Regions from separate parts of the Homo sapiens genome. Here region 1 is linked to region 2. A link is a loop called in an ENCODE intact Hi-C map of the cell type or tissue named here. Cell type or tissue: mammary epithelial cell. All regions are shown on one strand.

Region 1 (5,000 bases), 380 kb after region 2:
TAATGGGTTCCCTGATAATTGTGTGAGATTCGGGACCTCCCTTCTCAAAGCTTAACTGGAGACAGAGAACTGGGGACGTAGCAGGAGAGAAAAAACACAAATGACAGTAATTTATCCACAGCCCTGAGAACTCCAGGGAAAGTTCCTGGGGGGTCCGGTGCCTCTTTTTCAGGCAGACACTGGAACTAAGAATAGCTCTCATGGCATAGTTTGAAGGCAGCAGAAGTGCCCAGGGTTCACTCTCTCCTGGCGCTTGCCGTTCCAGCCCCGCGCCGTGGCGACCTTGGATCCAGACACCTGGAGATGCTGAGCTGACCAGAACTGGAAGGCCGGTAAGGTTCAGTGCGGGCGTTGTAGGTAACCCTTCCAGCCAGAAAGTGGCATCGTCTTTTAAAATACAGGGACCGTGAATGGCCTTCTGCGCAGGGCCGTCCCTTGGGCGTCTAACCCAGGAGCGCCTCGGGGTCTGGGAGTTGGAACCTGAATGAGTAAGGTGTTAATCAGACCTGACTCGCATTATAGATTGGGCTCCTGGTGGCTTCTCCTTCCTAAAAAAGCATACCCACTATAAAAGCATAATCGTAGGCTGGGCGCGGTGGCTCGGGCCTGTAATCTCAGCACTTTGGGAGGCCGAGACGGGTGGATCACCTGAAGTCAGGAGTTCGTGACCAGCCTGGCCAAGATGGCGAAACCCCGTCTCTACTAAAAATATAAAAATTAGCTGGGCATGGTGGCAGGCGCCTGTAATCCCAGCTACTTAGGAGGCCGAGGCAGGAGAATCGCTTGAACCCGGGAGGCGGAGGTTGCAGGGAGCCGAGATCATGCCACTGCACTCCAGTGTGGGCGACAGAGCAAGACTCATCTCAAAAAAAAAAAAAAAAAAAAAAAACCGTAGTCGTTTCATGGGAATTATAAGGAATGTCCTCCCTGTTGCGGTTTCTTCTGCAAAGCAACAGGTCGGGAGGGGAGGGGAGAGGCTGCCACTATCGCTTGCCTTGGAGAAAAGCTTAGAGCACCATTAGCGTTGGGCCGGTGCCACAGAGCAAATAGGACTGAGCCCCATCTGAGGTGCCCAGAGTTGCCGTTAAAAGCCCCCACCCCGCGTCTGGCCCTTTCTGAAGCACTTTCAGCCCCGTCAAGCACTCCTGGGGTATCTCATGTTGTCTGAGCAAATACACTCAAGCAGAGGGCTTTGTGGGCAAGATTAATGACCTCCACCATTCTTTTGTTACTCTGCATTGGTAACTCAGTTGCTTTATACTTACTGATGTAATGACTTGCTTTCATAGAATTTACCTTTCCTTTGTTACATTTTAAAATATAAATTGATGACTTTTACTTAATTTTTTTTTTTTTGATGACTCTTAAAACACTGAAGAATTAGGCTGGGAAAGACCATGTATTGAATTTACGTAACACGTGTTATATGGACTAACGTGCAGTTATTTGTAATATGGTAAGAAAACTTGATTGTGGGAAAACAGACCTTCACCGTATTTTGATATTTACACGACTTTATTAAATTAATCTGAATATTGGGAATTTTAATTTACTTCAAAGAAGGAAGCAGATAAAAGATAAATCAATTAACAAGAGATGATTTTTAGTCCCCGATTATTTATACATATATCTAAATAATGTAAAATCCCTTCTTTTGCATTCAAACTTAGTTCTTAAACATAAAATTTAAAGGTGCTTGTGTGAGAATATAGATGTTTACAATTATCCAGTTTTCTTTTAAATGAAATGGATGTGGAGCCTATCAGTTTCTTGCAGGAATAAAAATACGATAGCACGCTCCCTAAGTAAGACAGATGGTTTTGGGTTTTGTTTTCTGTTTTGATAAGGCCGTTTGTGAGAAAAATTTACTTGCAGAGAAATGTTAAACGTTAACTTTCTCGCTGATCAGCAGGTAGCCTGTCACGCTGAAGTAGTTCTGTCCACGGATGTGGGTGTGGGAAGAGTGGTTGTTCCCTGGGGGCTGTAGAGCCCGCCAATCCTCACCCCTAGCCCGGAGCCCGCTCTTTGCAGAGCCCAGCTGGTTGCGCAGAGCGACCAGCGCCAGTCTGTGCTCTGGTACTGTGCACCGCCCTGGGTTCCCTGCAGTCCACCGACGAGAGCTGCCCAGCGCAGGGAAGGAACGCTTCTTGCTCAACAGCGCCCTCGCCCGACAAAGCAGGACAATTCCCCAGCTCCCAAGCCCTCTTCTGTATTTCTCAAAAATGCCATTGGCTGGAGTGGCGGTGAAGAGGACTAACGCCTGGTGACCTGTACCAGGGCTCCCGGCAAGCAAAGCAAAACTAGAATAAAACCTCAAGTAGGCCGGGCGCGTGGCTCACCCTGTAATCTCAGCACTTTGGGAGGCCGAGGCGGTCGGATCATCTGAGGTCAGGAGTTCGAGACTGACCTCACGAACATGGTGAAACCCTGTCTCTACTAAAAATACAAAAGTTAGCCAGGCAGTGGTGGTGTGCGCCTGTAATCCTAGCTACTCGGGATGCTGAAGCAGGAGGATCGCTTGAACCTGGGAGGCAGAGGTTGCAGTGAGCTGAGATCGGGACACTGCATTCCAGCGTGGGAGACAGAATGAGACCCTGTCTCAAAAACAAAAATAAAACCCAAAAAACCCTCAAGCAGAGGGAAGGCCTCAAGGCCCTGTACTCTGAGCAGCACGGTCACCCTCACCCACTTCATGCCCCTACAACACTTAGGGAGCTATCTCCCTCCCCTACCTGCACCTTTCTTGATCTCTGTTGCGTTTCCCTCCTGGCCACTTGCGGGCACTGTCAGGGAGGCAGTTTCCTGGAAAACATCAGGGACTGTTTGTTCTTCTGGGCCTGCCCTATCTGCCAGGCTCCCACTTCTTAGCCCTAGCCCGGTCAGAGACTCGAACGGGGAGGAGAAGGCTGACCCCCACTGAAAGCCTCTCTGCACCTGTCAGTCCTCAGGCTCATAGGAAAACACACTCGCACATATGTTAAACGCAGTGCTTGCGTTGTGCACATTTCTGTTCTCGTGTTTCATTATAAAATGTGAATATTTAGACATTTCCCTCAGCAGACAAAGGATCCTTTTGGAAAACAATCAGGATATTTATGGCATTTTTTTTTTTTGAGGCGGAGTTTCGCTCTTGTCGCCCAGGCTGGAGTGCAATGGTGCAGTCTCAGCTCACTGCAATCTCAGCTCACTGCAGCCTCTGCCTCCCAGGTTCAAGCGATTCGCCTGCCTCAGCCTCCAAGTAGCTGGGATTACAAGCGTGCGCCACCACGCCCGGCTAATTTTTGTATTTGTAGTAGGGACGGGGGTTTCACTATGTTGGCCAGGCTGGTCTCGAACTCCTGACCTCAGATCGTGATGCTCCTGCCTCCGCCTCCCACAGTGCTGGTAATTACGGGCGTGAGCCACTGCGCCCTGCCTGGCATAAAACTTTTAAAGCTGCATATGTTTGTGGGGTAAGGTTTTTAAAGTGGATAAAGGTGTGCTGAATGTTTTAACAGGGTCCAGTTAGAACTGGACGATTTACAGAAGTTATTCTTTCTCTGACACCTGCCACTGCCGAGTTAGGCCCTGTCTGATCGCAGGGCGCCAAATAGCCGTTAGCAGGGCAAGATTGCTTGTGGCCATAAAGTAGGGCCTGAGGAAATAGGAGTGTTTTATAATCACGAACAGAGCTTAACAAAGAAGCAGCTTCCTGTATCCCCCAAAGAGTGAACAACTTTATGGAAAAGATTTGGTTTCAAAGAGCCTCATCACTTTCTTAGCTCATCACAGTGAATTATGAAAATATGGCTGGGGCCGGGCGCGATGTCTCACGCCTGTAATCCCAGCACTTTGGGAGGCCGAGGCGGGCGGATCATGAGATCAGGAGATCGAAACACGGTGAAACCCCATCTCTACTAAAAATACAAAAAATTAGCCGGGCGTGGTGGCATGCGCCTGTAGTCCCAGCTACTCGGGAGGCTGAGGCAGGAGAATCTCAGTGAGCCGAGATCGCACCACTGCACTCCAGCCTGGGTGAGCAGAGTAAGACTCCGTCTCAAAAAAAAAAAAAAAAAAAAAAAAAAAAATGGCAGGGAAAATGTAATGTCTGCAGAGGCTCCTTACAGGCGAATTTGCTCATATATATCATGTGCACATTCCCTCCGCCACCCGCCCCAGCGTCCGTGCAGGATGGAATGGCGTGGAGATTCACGGTGTCAAAGTCCTTCCTTGTCAGGCCATAGTAAGTTTTGTCCTGTTTCTCATCTGGTTCCAATTGAACTTTGGAATCTGAAGATTTGGGGTTTCTGATGCACTGCCCCAGACCATTTCCGCTCCTTATTTATTATTATTATTATTATTATTATTATTATTATTATTATTTTTGAGACGGAGTCTCGCTCTGTTGCCAGGCTGGAGTGCAGTGGTGCAATCTCAGCTCACTGCAACCTCCGCTTCCCGGGTTCAGGCGATTCTCCTGCCTCAGCCTCCCGAGTAGTTGGGACTACAGGCACATGCCACCACGCCCAGCTAAATTTTTTGGTATTGTTAGTAGAGACTGGGTTTCACTGTGTTGGCCAGGCTGGTCTTGAACTCCTCACCTCAAGTGATCTGCCCACTTGGGCCTCCCAAAGTGCTGCCATTACAGGAGTGAGCCACCGTGCCCAGCCTGAGTTCACATCCTGCCCTCATCCAGAAGCTCTTTACCATCAATTTTCAAGACTGGTTCCTCCAAGCCCTTTCTATACCAGCCTCATCTGTGCACAGCTCCCTGCGGCCGCTGCTCTCCTTGAAATACAGATCTGATAGTTGGACTCCCTGACTCAAAAATCCATCTCCAGTTCCTGTATCCAGAGTCAAACCTAAACTCAACAGTGGGTATTCCAGGCATATGTCACCGTTTGAGCCCTTTGCCCATCACAGGGTCTCACTTGTTCCACACAAGGCTCCTCATGGCTCCCCACTTGCACCCCCTGTTTTCCTGCCACTCTGATTTTTTTTTTTTTTTTTTTGAGACGGAG
Region 2 (5,000 bases):
CATTTCAGTTTGTTTTTCTGATCAGATTGAAAATATATTTAAAATATTATAAATCTTTTAGACTTGTCAAAAGAAAAGTGCAGTGAAATTCGTTTCACCAGATCACGAACATCTTCAAATAACCCTGGGGCTCTTTTTCTTCTCAGCATTCTCTTCCCTATCCCATCCAATCCTGCTTCTACGGCAGGTAAGAGAAAGGATAAAAACAGGTTGAGGAAAGGGTTCAGTCTGTCATTCATTTACGTCTGGGGCTGCCAGGAAAGCTGGCTGGTTTTCCTTCTGCTCTGTGAGCTGAGAGGCCTGGCGTTCCCACACTCCACACCTGAATGAGCCAGGGGGGCCTCCGCTAATTGCCTGGGTCCCTCGCCTCCTGGCCTCGTTGGTGAACAGTAAGCCATTGTTTTGTAAGGGAGAAAAATAACCTTTTAATGAATGCGTGCACATCGCCCCAGCCCCCTACCCAGCATCCTGTGCCCAGGGTTTCATCCTAGAAGACACTCCAGGGAACGAAGTGCAATGGTGCCAGGTGGCCCCACAGAGCCTCCTCACTCCTGCAGGCATCCATCTGAAATTGGACTTCATGGGCCAGGACTTCAAGGTGAACTAAAAGTAACAAGCAAAAGCCACTTGCCTCTTCTCTGCTTGAGGGGAAGTCGACCATAGAGTCAATTCGTCCCTTCGCTGATTTACTGGCTATCACAACAAACACCCTGAAATACATTCCGGAATATTATCATTGCCGCAGCATCTGCTCTGCTCTGCCAGCAAACACGACTCCCCAAAGCCACGCCAGGGCGTCACCTACTCTCCTACCTCTGCACATCCATTATATTTTTGTAACGGCAAAGGGTGCAAAAAGCAAACAGTGTGAGCTGGGCGCATGTTTTTCTAACAGGGCAGTAAGAAAATACTTGCTACCTGAGATATTTCTGTAAGTCAGTGAAGCACGCCATTCAACATGTGGGTTGCATTATCCTCTGAGTTGAGCCTGGCTTTCTAACTCACACTAAACAGGCGTCTGCCAGGGCTGAGTTTAATAAAAACTGCAACTTTCGCTAGTTAATGCATATAGGCAATAAAGATTCAGGCATCCCGAGTGCTTAAGAACAGGCTAATTGCTGTGCACTCTGTCCCTAAATGAGGGTTGTCCCCAAAAAACAGCAGAGAGACAATGACCCTGTGAGCATCCACTAGGACCAGCCTGTGATGCAAGCTTTTGAAGCATCCACACGTGATGTGCGTCAAGCTTCTGAAGCTACGCTCCTGAGGAAGGCTTTGTGCAGCTCAGACTTCCCCACCATCTGCTAACCATGCCCTGCGATGGTTTCCATCCTAAGTGGATTTATGTTCCATCCCTTCATGATGCTTGCCTACAAGGAAGGCTGTATTATTTGGAATGTATTATTTGGGTCCTGGACTGTATTATTTGGGTCCTAGAGTTTTTTCAACATGTTCATGTTGATGGTTATGTCCTTTGATTTCACTGAGGTCATTACAAGAAGCGTCTAGATGAAGATGATTAAGAAGCTTCTGCATTGGAACTGACGTCGTTTCGTTATCAAGGGTGCCCCTCGTTTTGTCACCCAGGGAGCCCAGTAGATGGTCCAACAAAAAAAAAATTTTTAACATAATGCCAGGAGAGAAATGCCCTTAAAAATGATTAAGTGGCCAGGCGCGGTGGCTCATGCCTGTAATCCCAGCACTTTGGAAGGCCGAGGTGGGTGGTCAGGAGGTCAGGAGATCGAGACCATCCTGGCTAACACGGGGAAACCCCTTCTCTAACTAAAAACACAAAAAATTAGCCGGGCATGGTAGCGGGCACCTGCAGTTCCAGCTACTCGGGAGGCTGAGGCAGGAGAATGGCATGAACTCCGGGAGGCAGAGCTTGCAGTGAGCGGAGATCGCGCCACTGCACTCCAGCCTGGGTGACAGAGCGAGACTCCATCTCAAAAAAAAAAAAAAAAGAAAAAGAAAAAGAAAGAAAGAAAGCAGCAACTTCCCCACTCAATCTTGGGAAATGAGGGGACAGGTAGCCCTATTTTCTGTAAGAAATAGTTTCTGGGCCAGGCACCTTGGCTCTCACCTGTAATTCTAGCACTTAGGAAGGCTGAGGCGGGAAGATGACTTGAGCCCAGGAGTTTGAGATCAGCCTGGGCAACATAGTGAGACCGTGTCTCTATAAAAAAATTTGAAACTTAGCCAGGTGTGGTAGCATGAGCCTATGATCCCAGCCACTCCAGAGGCTGAAATGGGAGGATCACTTGAGGCCAGGAGTTGGAGGCTGCAGTGAGCTATGATCATGCCACTGCACTCCAGCATGGATGACAAAAAAAAAAAAAAAAAAGAAAGAAAATAAGAATACATTCTCACTCACCCCTCCTCCAGAATATATATTTTTTTAAATTCCTAGTTAGAAACTCCAAGCTGTCACTGATTTAAAAGAAAAACAGTTGCTGGGAGATACACAGCTTGCTAAAGCAGAAGTCTTTCAAAATGTCACTAAAATATGAGAGTTTCCTCTAGTTATTTGGTTTCCGCCAAATAGCTAACCTATTGCCAGCTGCACACAGGAGTTAGAAAAAGGTTACAATTCATCCCACCCGATTTGAGATTTTTCCAGTTAAAGACATGGCGAGGTAGAAAGACCAAGTCCCTTGTGATGTTAGATGGTCCTGGGGTACCATTGGACTGGCCGAGTCTAATCCCTGCTCCGCCCTTAGTAGCTCTACAGCCATGGGGATGGAGCTTATCCTCTTGGCCCCCCTTTCCTTATCTTTGAAACCAGAGATATGTCTTAGATGATCTCAATGTCTCCCCTTTTTCTGAAGCCTATTACAACCTTGTGGAACCAACCATTCCTAGGGTCGCATGAGCTCGCCTTTCCTAAGGGGAATATTGAAAAGCATCCACCAGGGGGCGCCTGATCCGCTTCAGGCGGTGGCACCGGACTGGATTAACCCTGCAGACAGGTGAGGTGACCCCAGCTTTCCCATCCAGCCCTGGAAGGATTCCGGATGTCCGGGGATGTGACAGCCTCCCAGGGATTAGGCTAGAATCACACCATCTCCGCTACCAACCTGTTTTGCAATTTATTGACGCCTCTGAGCAGCTGGTCTGGATGACTCTATTTTCGGAAATTTCTGGCGTTTGGGGCCAGCTGTCTATGGGGGAAACATCTTTTCAGTACGCTCACGTATATGATTCAGTTGCAGGCAAGAATCTGGGAGCTGCTGGAAGCTGGGGGGAAAAGTCTCTGACTCTTGCCTTCAACCCCTGGCCACTGAGAAGTGGGACTGCAGCTAGTATGGCCCCCATAGCTATTGAAATGCCCGAGACACGTCAGTGTCTAAACATCTCTCAGACCACCCCTTCCACTTGGATGAACAACAGCCATCCTTTGAGAGCAGTGTGGTTCAGAAGCCACACCCTTAGTGCCTACATATTCAGGTTGGAGAACAGGTCTGCAGCCAGCCCTCAGCAGATACAGGGCCAGCTTGGAGGATAGGCTGACCAAAGAACTGAGAAGACTTATTTGGTCTCCATCACAGTTCTTGGAGAAGATGGAAAAAAGCGGGGTGGTTGAGCACCTGACATTCAAAATTGACCTACGTTGAGTGTTTGAGTTGTGAAAACCCATTAACAAGAAGGCGAATGTTTGGCTTTTTGCTGCCACAGATAAGGGCAGCTTAGGAGAGTTGCACTTTTTACCATACCCTGGAATAAAAATAACCTATCTGTCTATATCATAGACAGACCAGTTTGGGGTTTTATCCTTTAGTGTTTTGTTTTTTTTTTTTTGAGACAGAGTCTCACTCCACCTGCGCTGGAGTATGGTGGTGTAATCACTGCGCCCTGCAGCCTCAACCTCCCGGGCTCAGGTGATTCCCCCACCTCAGCCGCCCGTGTAGCGGGGACTACAGGTGCATGCCACCATGCCTGGCTAATTTCTGTATTTTTTGTAGATATGGGGTTTTACCATATTGCCCAGGCTGTTCTTGAACTCCTGGCCTCAAGCAATCTGCCCATCGTGGCCTCCCAAAGTGCTGAGATTACAGGAGTGAACCACTGGGCCTGTCCCTCCTTTGATGATCTGGATTAACCTGCCAACAGTCTGTCTTTTCCTGTAAGTCTGAAAAAAGCCACATCCTAACCCTGAAAGGGAGATCAGGTCTACAGGACTTGTGGGTGTTTTTTCCAATGCTGCCTTCTTCCCCCACCCTCTGCCTCCCATTCCAGGTGGGAAACGTGCTGGCAGGGTGACTTCTCTGGATTATAAACTCCGTGCCCTCACAGCTCTGAAGACTCAGTAGCCAGCACTAACATTGGTGAGGGGTGAAGAGCTGCTAACTGATGCTTATTATGTCTGAGCGCCAGGAACTTACAAGAAAAGTGGCCCCTGCTTCTCCCGGAACTGATGGTTCAAAGAAGCCAGCAGTCAGGCTGACAGCAGTCCTGCCAAACCTTCTCTCAGATGCAGGCTGTCCCTAAATGATAACAAGCTCCTGGAGGATCTGGGATGCCAGGATGACTGAATGCTCCTGTCCTCTCTCAAACCATCCAGCAAAGGGGCCGAGAGCTGTTTCCTCACCCAGTAATGCAGGCAAAATGCTGCATGAACTGGACAGAATTCATGAGGGTGTTCTGGTTGGAACTATCTGAATAATAACTGCTCCGGGACTGTGGGTTGTTTGATATTTTATTTCCTAAGAAGGGTAGGGGAAAACATGTAGGGACCCAATGTCTTGGTCCCAAAAGATAAACCCATCGTGGGGCCTGTGAAAGAAGAATGACATCCTTATCTCAGGCTGTTCTTGGACTCTTCATCACAGGGTGTCTGAGCCTGTGTGGATAAAATGTTCTGGAATAATGGGGCCGCTCTTTCCTTCCCCACCCCCATCCAACTGTGAAACAAGTTGTCATCTCAGAAGTGCCACAGAAGGGGGTGGCCTCCTGATCCACTTCCCGACTGACCTCACAGCCTCCAAGTCCTGGCTGAAGAT

What was found. Peaks named below come from ENCODE experiments on the same cell type or tissue, not always from the same donor. Only the 100,000 strongest peaks of a DNase experiment are listed, where the experiment ranks them.
Region 1: it touches region 2 in a loop (6-fold over the local background); 6 of 110 quality-filtered maps call a loop at or near these places.

The regions. Positions count from the first base shown.
Region 1 is chr21:37,007,892-37,012,891 of GRCh38, forward strand. It overlaps RIPPLY3 (ripply transcriptional repressor 3), which reads left to right. Exons shown (of 4, transcript NM_018962.3): 2 at 266-332. Among named protein-coding and RNA genes, the nearest start is that of RIPPLY3, 3.7 kb to the left of the region's middle. RefSeq lists an enhancer at 2,203-2,262. In mammary epithelial cell, a CTCF peak has its summit at 2,160; a DNase peak (open chromatin) is centred at 2,160; H3K4me3 peaks cover 257 bases.
Region 2 is chr21:36,628,003-36,633,002 of GRCh38, forward strand. LOC105369308 (a long non-coding RNA gene) reads right to left here. Exons shown (of 3, transcript NR_188246.1): 3 at 4,679-5,000. Among named protein-coding and RNA genes, the nearest start is that of SIM2, 69 kb to the right of the region's middle. In mammary epithelial cell, a CTCF peak has its summit at 2,905 (motif pointing right); no DNase peak of the experiment used is centred here.